Regions from separate parts of the Homo sapiens genome. Here region 1 is linked to region 2. A link is a contact called in ENCODE Hi-C or POLR2A ChIA-PET data. All regions are on one chromosome and are shown on one strand. The core of a region is the stretch at or near the end of the contact, and the rest is flanking DNA. Distances in the headings are between cores, read along the strand shown. Region 1 overlaps SLIT2 (slit guidance ligand 2). Region 2 overlaps SLIT2 (slit guidance ligand 2).

Region 1 (5,893 bases), core at 2,588-5,087, 62 kb after region 2:
GGCTAACACGGTGAAACCCCGTCTCTACTAAAAATACAAAAAATTAGCTGGGCGTGGTGGCGGGCGCCTGTAGTCCCAGCTACTCAGGAGGCTGAGGCAGGAGAATTGTGTGAAGCCAGGAGGCGGAGCTTGCAGTAAGCCCAGATCGCACCACTGCGCTCCAGCCTGGGTGACAGAGGGAGACTCCGTCTCAAAAAAAAAAAAAAAAAAAAAAAGGCTTTATAAATATTTAGAATGCTGGGAGGTACAGCTTGGAGAAGTGAATATTTAATGTTAAAATGTGTCGTTATTATAATTATAGCAGATATAATTTTGATCACTTAACTAATTTTTTCAATATTACCAAATTTAATTCTTTACATAGGAATAATTACAGAAGCTTTATTAATGGGTTAAGATCCATAAGGCAATTTGTAAATAAACCTATTTGTCTCAAAGTTCCAGGTTGCTTTACTACAGCTTTATTATAGCTATCAATATGTTTTGGCTGAGAGCAGGGTCAGTGCACTCTTTCCAGAGAGCATGAAAGCTTGAACCTTAGTAGTTCATATGTAGAGTGATTCTGTATTCCCATTTTATAGATGAGGAAACTGAAGCTCAAAGAGATTTAACATTTTTAACATAATTTTTGTTATATTATCAAAGATACATAAAATTATGTTCCAGACTGGTAGATTATAAATAGTTTGTGAGCGGGGTCTTTGATTTATTAAATTCTTATCCTCAGTTCCAAGAACATAATAGATACTCAGTTAGTGATGACACAGTATTAGAATCAACCAATTTTACAATATATCCTGGCCATTGTTGAGGCATTTATTTCCTGTACTCTATAGATTTTATGTGTATAAATCTTTGGAAAATGTATCAACATGATATTTGTATATTGAAAATGTCACTCTTGAATGTATTATTGTCATTCTTTCTGGATTCGTCCACTAGGGCTACCATAGCAAAATACCACAGACTGGGAAGCTTCAAGAACAGCATTTATTTTCTCATAGTTCTGGAGGCTGGAAATCCAAGTTCAAGGCACCAGCAGATTTGGTTTGACATCGGGTTCCTGACTTTGGCTTGCAGATGGCTGTCTTCTTGCTGTGTCCTCACATGGCCTTTTCTCTGTGCAAGCACTCTATACCATTCCTATTGGATTAGGGCCACATACTTATTATCTCATTACTTATTATCTCATTTAATGTAGTTACCTCCTTAAAGGTCCTATCACCAAATACATTTACGCTGGAGGTGAGAACTTCAACATATGAATTTTGGGGAGACACAATTTAATCCATAAAACCCTCTTTTGTGTAATGATTCTGAGATACTGAGAAAAATGCTCCATTTCAGGTATTTTTAAATGAAAAAAAAAATCGTATCAACTCCTGCCCTTTAACTTTCAAAGTTAAAATTCATGTTAGATGATTATTTGTTTTAAAAGTGCTTACTCTGGTGTGCTTTTTAAAAGACTATAAATCCCATTAATAAAGTCGAACAGAAGCTTGAAAACAATTAAGAAATTTAAGAATGAGCTAAATTGTTCTCACAAAAAGAGGAAAACTACAATTCCTGCTGAACAAGTCTTTCATTCAGTTCTTCATTCAATTCACATTAGCCTCAATTGGAAAAATGTCCCTGTTCAGTTAAACAAGTTAAGCCTGATCTTAAGTGTATCTGACTTGCCTTCTATGTTCTTCCAGCCACAGGAAATTCCTCCATGCCAATTTTTTAAAACTGCTATCAAATCTTTTTTTTTTTTTTTTCACTCAAGTGCGACACATTTAAATGTGACCACAGGAACAAATGGAAAGAGATTGAAGCCTTGACTTGAAATGTGAGCTTTCCTCTTTACTAGTCAGTAAGGTATTGAGAAAGTTACTTGACCTCATCCTTCATTACCTTGTCTCTAGAATTAGGAGATCAGCATGTATGGTGATCATGGAAATTAAATAAAATTATATGTCAGGGCCTATTGCATTTATTGTCTGACTCATCCTAATCCCCTTATTCCTTTCTTAGTGTTTCTTTGTTTGTTGATTTATTTTTGTCCATAGTCTCATGATTTGGAGATAGGGCTCCAGCTTTCTCTGCTAATGTATTTCCTACCCCTCTCTTCCTCTGTCAGTGACTGGAGAACTATCTTCTTCTGACATGCCCAGCTAGCTTCTACTTCAGGACTTTATATGCCTGCTTCCCGCAATCATATATATATGTGTGTGTGTATATATATATATATATATATACGTATATATATGTGTGTGTACATATACGTATATATACATATACATATATAGATATGTGTGTGTGTATATATATATATGTATATATATAGAGTCTTGCTCTGTCACCAGGCTGGAGTGCAGTGGTGCGATCTCAGCTCACTGTAGCCTCTGCCTCCTAAGTTCAAGCTATTCCCCTGCTTCAGCCTCCCGAGTAGCTGGGACTATAGGCGCACCACCACGCCCAGCTAATTTTTTTACTTTTAGTAGAGAAGAGCTTTCACTATGTTGGCCAGGATGGTCTCGATCTCTTGAGCTTGTGATCCGCCCGCCTCAGCCTCCCAAAGTGCTGGGATTACAGCCTGCTTCCCACAATCTTAACCAGTCTTGTCTCATCTTCACATAGCCAACTCCTTCTTATCCCTTTGATGTGTACAAAAATCACTTCTTCTTGTGGCCCTTATAATCACTCACATCCTAAATGGCATATGTGTTCCTACTATGCTCCACTGTAGCCCATAACTATCTTTCACCTTGTTAAATTTTCAGCACTTTCCACTGTATGAAATGATCTTAAGGGGTTGTCCTGTCTCTCCTATAGTAGAGTGTACCACTGGAAGAGGCAGAGACATTTTCTGTCTTAATGTTGGTATGTAGTGGGGTCTGACCATCAATATCAGTTGAATTGGCATGGGAATGGATGACTCTGTACATAGGAGGCCAAACAAATAAAAATTTTAAAACCGCTTATCTGACAGGATCACGCTTTTTTCACTTCGGCTGTTGTTAGTTTTAATTCTCTGAAGTTATACATGGTTAGATAAAATGGTCTATGAAAGTCCTGGGTGGTGATGGGACTAGAGACAAGGATTCAAAATGTATTATAGCAAATTTATGTGTAGAAAAAAACACGTGGTTAATTAAGACTTGCTTTCTGTCATTTTATGAAGGTATCTATGTAAGGTCCTAGTTTTCTCCATTATACATAGCTGAAAGAAACACCAGTAATGAAACGTTTTTGTATTATTCTCACTCCAAAAGCCTAGTTATACTGAGGGCGGCCAATAGATCTACTATGGGATACAATGAATATTTAATTTACTTTGATGAAAAGGTGTCATAAGAGCCTTTGACAACCCACAGTGAAAACTTGAGGATGATTTTATTAACTCAAACCCGATAGCATATGTTGTGCAAACTAAGACATCAAAGACTTTTTAAATTAATACCTGGGAATTTCTTGGGAGAAGTAACTGCATATTAGGATTGAGAACAACTCTAAGTTGTCACATATTGAAATTTGTTTTTAATTACTGAAAAGTCATTTTCTCTTATTTCTGGCTCGGGTAAATAGTAGGAAAAATAACACACACATACACATACACAAATGATATCAAATTAAAAGAGAGAAAACAAATGTGAAAGGATTATGGTGTGAACTGTTTGCTTTCCAGCATATTAACTGTACCCATGAACTCTCATCTCCCGCCCCACAGAAAAAAACTAATTATTGGAATTTTTTAGTGAACAGGAAGGATATCAGAGTACGATACTTTCTGTTTCCCTTAAATGCATACCATTTTCTCTATTTTCATAGTTTACCAGTTTCCCAGTAGATGGCACCATTGTGACTCACAATGTTGCTCCACCTTGTAAGGAAGTATTATACACACTTTCAATTTCAAAACATTTGTAAATAGTGCAGTATAGTAACACTTGCGGTGGTGTCTTAGAACACAAATACTTCTACAGTATCTAGAAGACATGTCAACTGTTGAAAGCCAATAAATGTCACAAGAACCCCCGTAATTCCTTTGTATATGTGTGATTTCATATCTTATAATTTTTATACATTTAAATTATTTTAATAAAAATGTGCTTACATACATGTACACACATATGTGTATGTATGCTTATAAATGTCTAAAACTGTATAATTATTTAATGATTTACTTACTACTCTTACTATTTCTTTCTACCTGGATTAATGTGACAAGCCACTCAGAGAAACTGAAAATTCCCATGGGCTTCTCCAGTTGTTCTTGGGAAAAAGGAGACTAGAACAGTGATTTCAGATCTGGAATACACTGGACTCCAACCTCAGATTTTCTCTTTGCTGCCTGTATTACCTAAAGCAATTGACATAACCTCTCTGATATTCAATTTTCCCACCTTTAAAATGGGGAAGATGGCATATACCTGGCTGTGTTGCTGTTAAGGGTAAGTTTTAAGCTGTGTGTGTGTGTGTGTGTGTGTGTGTGTGTGTGTGTGTGTGTTGCAAAAATAAATACAGTGACTGTTATAGAGTAGAAGTTCAAAAATGGTGGCTGCATTCCGATTACAGCTTGCATTAAAGTTGAATATTAAGAACAGGAGAGATCGATGATGGTGTGTTTTGTAACCTTCACACGGTTTTCTATATCATAGGATGAGTCCTAGCTTTCAGAGATTTCCTTGCGCCTATGTCTACCCTTTCTTTTGGTCCTAGAAAAGGTCACAGATTTAAAGTAAGTCAATGTGGAACATTAACATGGCTCATGCAGGTTCTGTGCAGCTGTCTCTATGGGTTCTTGAAATAAAATAGGGCCAAACCAGGCACTTCAAATGGTAGATTTGAACAATAAATGATAACCACTGTCTCTAATATCCAAATCATTCCCTACTCATCCTTCTTTAGGCTCATAGTTCATTGCACTGTCTTCTTAAATAACTACCCGAACACAACTCCACTTTTCTCACTTCTAATGCGTACATTTTTAGCAATAGGTTTTGGTTAGGGTCTTCTCTGTCCACATACTACAACTGTGAGTACATGACTGACCCACACTTTTAACTTGGTGCTTTTGGATTCAGGCAGATGTTTAGTTCCAAGAAGCCTTTGAGAATCATGTTGTACTTACAGAAGCACTCACTATGCTTCCTTTTCCAAGTGATTAGTCTTTCACTATTAATTCATTCAACAAATATTGATGCAACACTTTGTATGCCAGTTACTATGCAGACACTAAGTTGTGCCCTCATGGTCCTTCAACTTTACCTGAAAATAATATATTTTATTTATTTAACCAATATTAGGTATCAAGTGTTTTACAAACATTGCCTAATTTTATCCTTGTAGAACCCTAGGAACTAGAGGCCATAGATTAAAGATGTGGAAACTAAGACACAGAGAATAAGACATTTACAGAAAAAGAAGTGAAGGAAGGAGGGAAGGAAAAGGAGAGAGAAAGGGAGGGAGAGAAAGAAAAAAGGGAGGAAGAAAGGGAGGAAGAGATTCAAATGTTGACACCCTAACCTCCAATGCAGTGGTATTTAGAGGGGGGTACTTGGGAGGCAATTTGATTTAGATGAGGTAATGGGCCAGGGGCTCTCATGATGGGATCGATGTCTTTATAAGAGGAGACACCAGAGAGCTTGTTCTTTCTGTCTGCTGTGTGAGGATACAGCAAGAAGAAAGCCAGGAAGAAAGCCCTTGCCAGAAACAGATCATGCTGGCACCCTAATCTTGGACTTCTTAGCCTCCAGAACTATGAGAGAATAAATTTCTGTTCTTAAAGCCACCTAGTCTGTGGTATTTTCTGATGGCATCCCTAGCAAGTTAAAACACCATTTTTTGATTTTCTGAAACTGGTACCTGGAGGTAGAATGGAGGGAATTAAAAGAAAAGGTAATTAGTA
Region 2 (6,228 bases), core at 2,169-4,668:
AACTTTCAGAAGACATCCCTAAAAAAGCAAGTATAATGACCATAGTATGAAACTTAATTGTGATATAATAAAGCTTTTTGCTGTATCCAGACATGTTACACAAATATTCTTTATGAATTACATAAACAGAAAGGCAGGAGCTAGTACAAATAATGAAGAATATTTATTTAAAAAAAACAAAAAGCGGTTATTTTATGTAGAACAGGCTGCATACATTATTTATTACACCGTATTCAAAATATTGTACAACTCTGTTATGAGGAATTTTACTTGCACTTGGAGAATACAGGTAAATACATTAGAGGCTTATAGATCCTGAATGCAGCTGCAGATAGTGTCCCTTAAAAGAAGAAATGCAGCTGGTTTCCTATTTCCCACTCTTTTTTGTGCCAGACAAGGAAGTGACTTTCTTTAGAAAAGAGGATTATAATAGTCATATCCTTAAATGAGGAAACTAGAACCAGATTTCTTTTTAGAACTTGCAGTGGGGATTAGAAGAAATGTTGCAATAAACTTTAGGTTATTCTAATCTCAGTTTACTAAGTTTTTGGTAACACTGCTCATTTAACATTGGAAAGAGATGGGATCTGCATAATAAAGTATACTTCCCATAACTTAAAAGTAATCATGTTCATTGCGTAGGATAAAATCATCCGTTATTCCAAAACCAGAGGAAACTGCAAAAAAAGAGTGCTGTGTTAGCAGTGACTTAAGTATCCTTTCACAGTTTGCTAAAAATTTTTAAGAAATTTTTGCAATTTCCCTCAAATTAACTACCAGGCAGGCATCAATTTGTCATTTTTGTATATTGCATTAAAGCATTTAATGCTAAATTAAGACGGAAAGGTAGGTTTTTTTTCTTTTTTTTTTTAACTTTTCCTTTCTGCAAAAAAAAATCAAACATTTATTAACTGCTCTCTATTGTTGTCTTTCTCTTTAGAAGGTAATTTGTGGTCAGTGGAGCCCAGCAGGGAAGCTCCTTCTCCTCCAGATGGCAGTGACATTTGAGAAAACCTTGGAGGATTAAAGACACTCTAGTGAGCACTCACTGCAAAGTCCTGACACAATTTGACAGTCCTAATCTGGGTCCTCAACTGATTGGATGACCAAGGGCACAAAATTCTCATCCAACTGTGCAATCACCAGGCACATTGTTAAGGGCACTAAAAATGTTCCAAAGTTTTGGTGACTGTTTTAAACAAAAATATATAAACCTTTTCTTCATGGCATGTTTTTGGAAAAGGTCTTGGAGGTACCTTGCATGGCTTTTAAAAACTGACTATATTTTTGCATGAATGAGCACAGCATGCTATAAATGTCTTTACTCTTTATTAAGTAGGGTTTGCAAACAATCTAAATGGTTAAATGGTAGAGGAAACTATAGAAATTGATCTCAGTGAGCAAAGCCTACCAAATCTAATTATATATTGTCACCATCTGCTGCAATATGATAACAGAATTAATACAATTACTTTGAGAATTTTGAAGAAAAAACTTTTGAAAAAAATGGACACGTGTGGCAAGTCTGCGTGTGTGTGTGTGTGTGTGTGAGAGAGAGAGAGAGAGAGAGAGAGAGAGAGAGAGAGAGAAGCAAGGGCAAGAAAAAAATGCCATCTTAGCTGTTCTTTCTTTTTCTGTTTCTTTTTTACCTTTCCTCATTTTTAAGTTATTGCTTAAAATGATTTGAAATATGTTTTCCTAATTTTCGTGTTGATTAAAGTTATCAAGTTTTGGTAAGGTGATTTTATGGGTTTGGAATTTTAATTATATCCACTGCAGCTTCTAAAATCACCATGGCAACAGGTGTGTAATTATCAACATTGCACATAGCTTCAATGTGTAATGCATTTCTTCTGGCTGAATGAATATTAAATCATACTGCTTAACACCTCCTCTACTAGTAAACAGATAAGGCTTTGGCCATGGCTTGCAAATTGATCTTGCTTCTGTAGATTTCTATTACTGCAGAGCCATTGAATGGGGTAATTTGTGCCTTTGAGGGTTTTCTGACTTTGCTAGAGCATGACAGAAAGTCCAGTTTTATTTCATGTAATGAGAAAAAAAACATGTTTAATTATTACTCACATTTCCATTAGTAGAATTCTTTCCAAGAGAATATTCTCCTTATTGTTTTCCATTTCAAGGTGTGTATTCAGGACAGATGAGATTTTTTTAAAAAAGACATTTTCTTAAGGAAAGCTTACATTTTAAATGCTACTTTTCCTAGCAAATGCAGGTGGTCATTGTATGAAGCACATATGAAATGAAACCTTTGATTTAATACCAAACTATAGCCTACTGTCAACTCTAAGAAAACTGTATGATCCATAATTTTAAGTAAACCAAAACTTTACTTTGTTTCTAATATTCCAGGTGGTCTTTTCAGACTGATATCTATGTAGAAGTACGCAAGAAAGTGACGTGATTATCTGATTATCAGATTATGTTTATATGTCTCTGATTGTTATCAAGCTCAAAATTTTCCTTAAATAGCTATGGAAAGAGATAGCAGTTTACTACTACTACTATTATTATTAGGTCATCTAATGTAATTCAATTTATAAATCTGATGCATACATTTGACTGATAGGATACAGACTTTTAAGGACCTAGCATTATAAAAAATATAATTTAAATACATAGATCAAATAGAGCCATATATAATATTGTTAAATAGGGAACAAGATAAATGATTATGAAGATGTATAGATCTTTTAATCATTCAGTGTTTGTTTTTAGTGGACATTTTATTTTGGGATGCCATTCAGTAACTTGAAGTTATTAAATGAAGCATAATCAATATTAGAACAAAAGCCAGCATAAGAAGATTTATTTAAATTTGATGTATTTAGAATTTGGAGTCTGGTCACTAGAATTTTGAGGCTAGGTGATTCTATGAAAGGCTGTATGTAACCACCTTCTACTCTATTCCTTCCTCTCCACCCAGGTCAAATATCCCAGAATATGGTATTATTTAAGTATCATCAACTTTTAATTTTAGTGTGTTTCCATTTTCAAACTAAGACAGGTGCAAAGTTGAGGTTACCAGCGGTACAAGATCAGATCACCTAGTTAGATATTGATGCATAGTAAAATGTAGCCTAACACACTCTATTCATAATGTGGATTGACAACTAAGAAAAAAGTGAATGCTTTATTCACACAAATAGGTTAATATTCCTGAAATAGTGTCCAATGCATTTAAAGCCATTTAAAAGAACATAGAGAATACATTATTTTTCTTAGCTTATTTCTCCAGTATTTCTCCCTGTATTACTCTAGCTCATATTTAGACTTTTTGTTAATCTTAGAAAAAGGATAAACACACACAGTGTATTTCTGCAGACTCCCCTTTAATGGATCTCTGCCAGTGTTAGCCATTGTTTCAGTTGCCTGTGGCTGCTCAACTGTGCAAGGTTGCCTGGAAACGCTCCTTCTTCAGTGCAAAGCTCTCCGGCCACTTTCCATACCTCCCAGCCCAGGGCTTAAAGATTCAGGGACTCCAGCCACTGGTGTTTCTTTTTGAAATCTCCTTAGTAAACTAATGATCTTGTAAATGTAGAAAACAGAAAAATTACTTCTCAGTCTGTAGGGCGTGCAAGTTTAAAACAAAACAAAACAAAAACTTTGAAAAAAATATGTATTTGTTACAAGTTAAAACAAATACAATTTTTCTTCTCTATTGAATTTGATTTAAAATTTTGTTAAACCAGCATTTTGTAATGTGTAATATTTTTGGCAAATATTTTAAGTTAACATCTACCACTGTCTTTCAGCCTGGAAATTGTGTGCTATTCCCATCAAGGTTACATCATGTTTCCATTACTCCTTTAATTGGGGGAAGTTTCAAAGTCAGACACCTTGATTTGGAATTTCAATGCTTTTAACAAATTTTAAAGCAAGTACCACTATTAGGTAACAGAATATTATTATTACTCACTTTTTTCCTTGGTTAAATTTGTTTGTTAGTCCTAAGAGGCTTTAGGAATATAAAATGAATGTGATGTTTGATAGTATCAATACAGTTGATTTTACTTGTCTCTGCTATTTTCTCTTTTCATATTATAACTTAATAACAACAACAAATTAGAGATATGCTATTTTTCCACAGTTAGTTCAAGTTTCTAATTCTGGAGTATAAGATGGGGATATCACTGTGCATGAGTTAAATAGATGCCCCTACATAATACCTATATATCATTACTAGTTTTAAAAGAAAGATTATGTAAAAAGTGGTAGTAGGTAGTAGGTAGTCTTTTTCTTTTGTTACAAGTGCTTTGAAATTACTGGTTTGTGATATAGGATGTGAAAAGAAAGACAAAATCCGTGATGTTTGAAAGACATACTATTATCAGATATGGCTTACTTAAAATTAGTTATTAGACTTTGGTCTCCTAACAGCTTTTATTCCCCCCAATATACTTTCAAATTCCGATTTTCAGAAATCTTAATTGTACAATATTAATATTGCTACAGACACAAACTTTGCTAGCCCTTTATTGGTAGATTACATAGACTACATTGGTTATTAGATTTTAAAGTTTATTAATAACATCATATCCATTCAAGTTTATTTTAATACTTTTTCCTTATTTATTTAAGGAATTACTTCAGGTGATATGTGGATTTTAATTGTTACATAAATGCATTTTATGGTTATTTATAACATTCACTTTAATTTAAAGGCCTATAAGACCTGTGGTTGGATGACGGTATGTATTAATGTTGTTTTTAACATTAAGAACTTACATAATTGGTCCAGAAAATCAGACCTATCCCTTCATGTTCTCTTTCCTTCTGTACTTCATAAGCCTACGTGTCCCTTAGGATAGATTACTGGATCTGCTTCTCGATTGCTGATAGACCTTTTTCAGTTAAGGTAAGTTATATGTTAGACATCATAGAGTGATCGGACTGGTTTTATTACATAGCATATTGGGAGCAAAGCAAAAGAATAAAGCAGATACATATTTCTGCATGTCGATGCATGTATCCACTGTATTTTTAACGCAAACTAATTAATTGTGGGCCAAAAGTTACAGTAATGAATAGAAGTCTGTTGTTCTTACTCACATCAGGCACGCAGTCTTACTTTTTTGTAAATTTAAATTGACGAGGTAGGTAGAGTATCACGATAAGCTTAAAATGGTTATTTTGAAGAAATTTTCAAGAAAAATATTAAGGAAAAATTTGGGTGTCTACTCTGTGAGACAATCTGTCTCTAAGGTGCTTTACATATTTTATCTCACTTAATCCGAGGAACCACCCTATGATTTAGGTAGCATTGTTCCTATTTTGAAGTTTGACAAACTCATGCACCTTGAAGTTAATTAAACTCAGGGTTGTCTTAATCATTTCTAATTTCAGTGAATATACTTTCCCATTGGACATTTAACTTTCTAATTAATGTGAAAAAAAGACAGTATTTCTGATAGCATATACAGCAGTCACTTTAGGGGCAGATAAACATGAGATGCCAGGGATTTGGATTGTTCAAGTCAATAGTGTCCTGAAGAATAATATATTCACTGTGTGAAACAACAACAACATCAACTAGATACAAAGTTTCTGTAAAATTCGGACAATCATTTTGGGTTCTTAACATAAATAGACAAGATTGATATATATAATGGTATTTCAGTAGAAACCAGGAAAATATCCCAACTTCGAGAATCGTTTCTTGCCAAGCCCACAGTAAGAGTTCTAAATATAAGTTAAAATAGGTTCTCTGCCACCATGAAACTGGTACCCAACACATATCCCAATTATAAAACGTCTTTATAGTCCACTATGGCAATTATGAAGGCAGAGTATAATATGGGAGCCTGAAAAGCTATACTAAAGAGGCGACTTTTGAATGGGGTCTGGAGGGATGTGTTCACCAAGGAGTGAAAGGAGGAAAGGAACTTAAGTTGGTGAAAAAACACAGATGGATGTGTGAACAACTCCACATGGCCAAAGAATGGTGTGTTTTGGTGTGTAGGGAGGGATTTCTGGTTAGGTCCATGAGCCAGTATTACAAAGGGCTTTGCATGGCATGAGAAGGTATTCGGATGCCACTTTGTTCAATACAGAGATCTACTAAGCACTTAAAAATTAGAGACAAATAATATTCAGATTCATATGTTGAAAAGATTGCATTTGTGCCAATGGAGAGGACATAGCAAAGGGAGCTAGATTAGAGTTAGCAGTGTCACTTAGGATGCCATTACCTTTGTCTAGGGATCT

Evidence for each region. A loop is a pair of places that touch in the nucleus more often than their neighbours do. ChIA-PET counts read pairs that join two places held with the same protein, here RNA polymerase II (POLR2A).
Region 1: a map of A673 shows a loop between it and region 2 (2.6-fold over the local background). The contact joins two enhancer-like sites. A Hi-C loop is called at or near these places in 2 of 168 maps with a recorded cell type or tissue (A673 and dorsolateral prefrontal cortex). POLR2A ChIA-PET finds 5 or more read pairs at or near these places in 2 of 52 experiments (AG04450 and OCI-LY7).

Annotation. Positions count from the first base shown.
Region 1 is chr4:20,415,219-20,421,111 of GRCh38, forward strand. The region is part of intron 4 of SLIT2 (slit guidance ligand 2); the gene reads left to right. Among named protein-coding and RNA genes, the nearest start is that of SLIT2-IT1, 26 kb to the left of the region's middle. RefSeq lists enhancers at 3,717-3,786, 3,907-3,956. Within about 2 kb of position 3,838, at least 2 of the 41 ENCODE cell types and tissues checked have a DNase peak (open chromatin) inside an H3K27ac peak, as active enhancers do.
Region 2 is chr4:20,353,358-20,359,585 of GRCh38, forward strand. All of the region lies in intron 4 of SLIT2 (slit guidance ligand 2), which reads left to right. Among named protein-coding and RNA genes, the nearest start is that of SLIT2-IT1, 36 kb to the right of the region's middle. Within about 2 kb of position 3,419, at least 3 of the 41 ENCODE cell types and tissues checked have a DNase peak (open chromatin) inside an H3K27ac peak, as active enhancers do.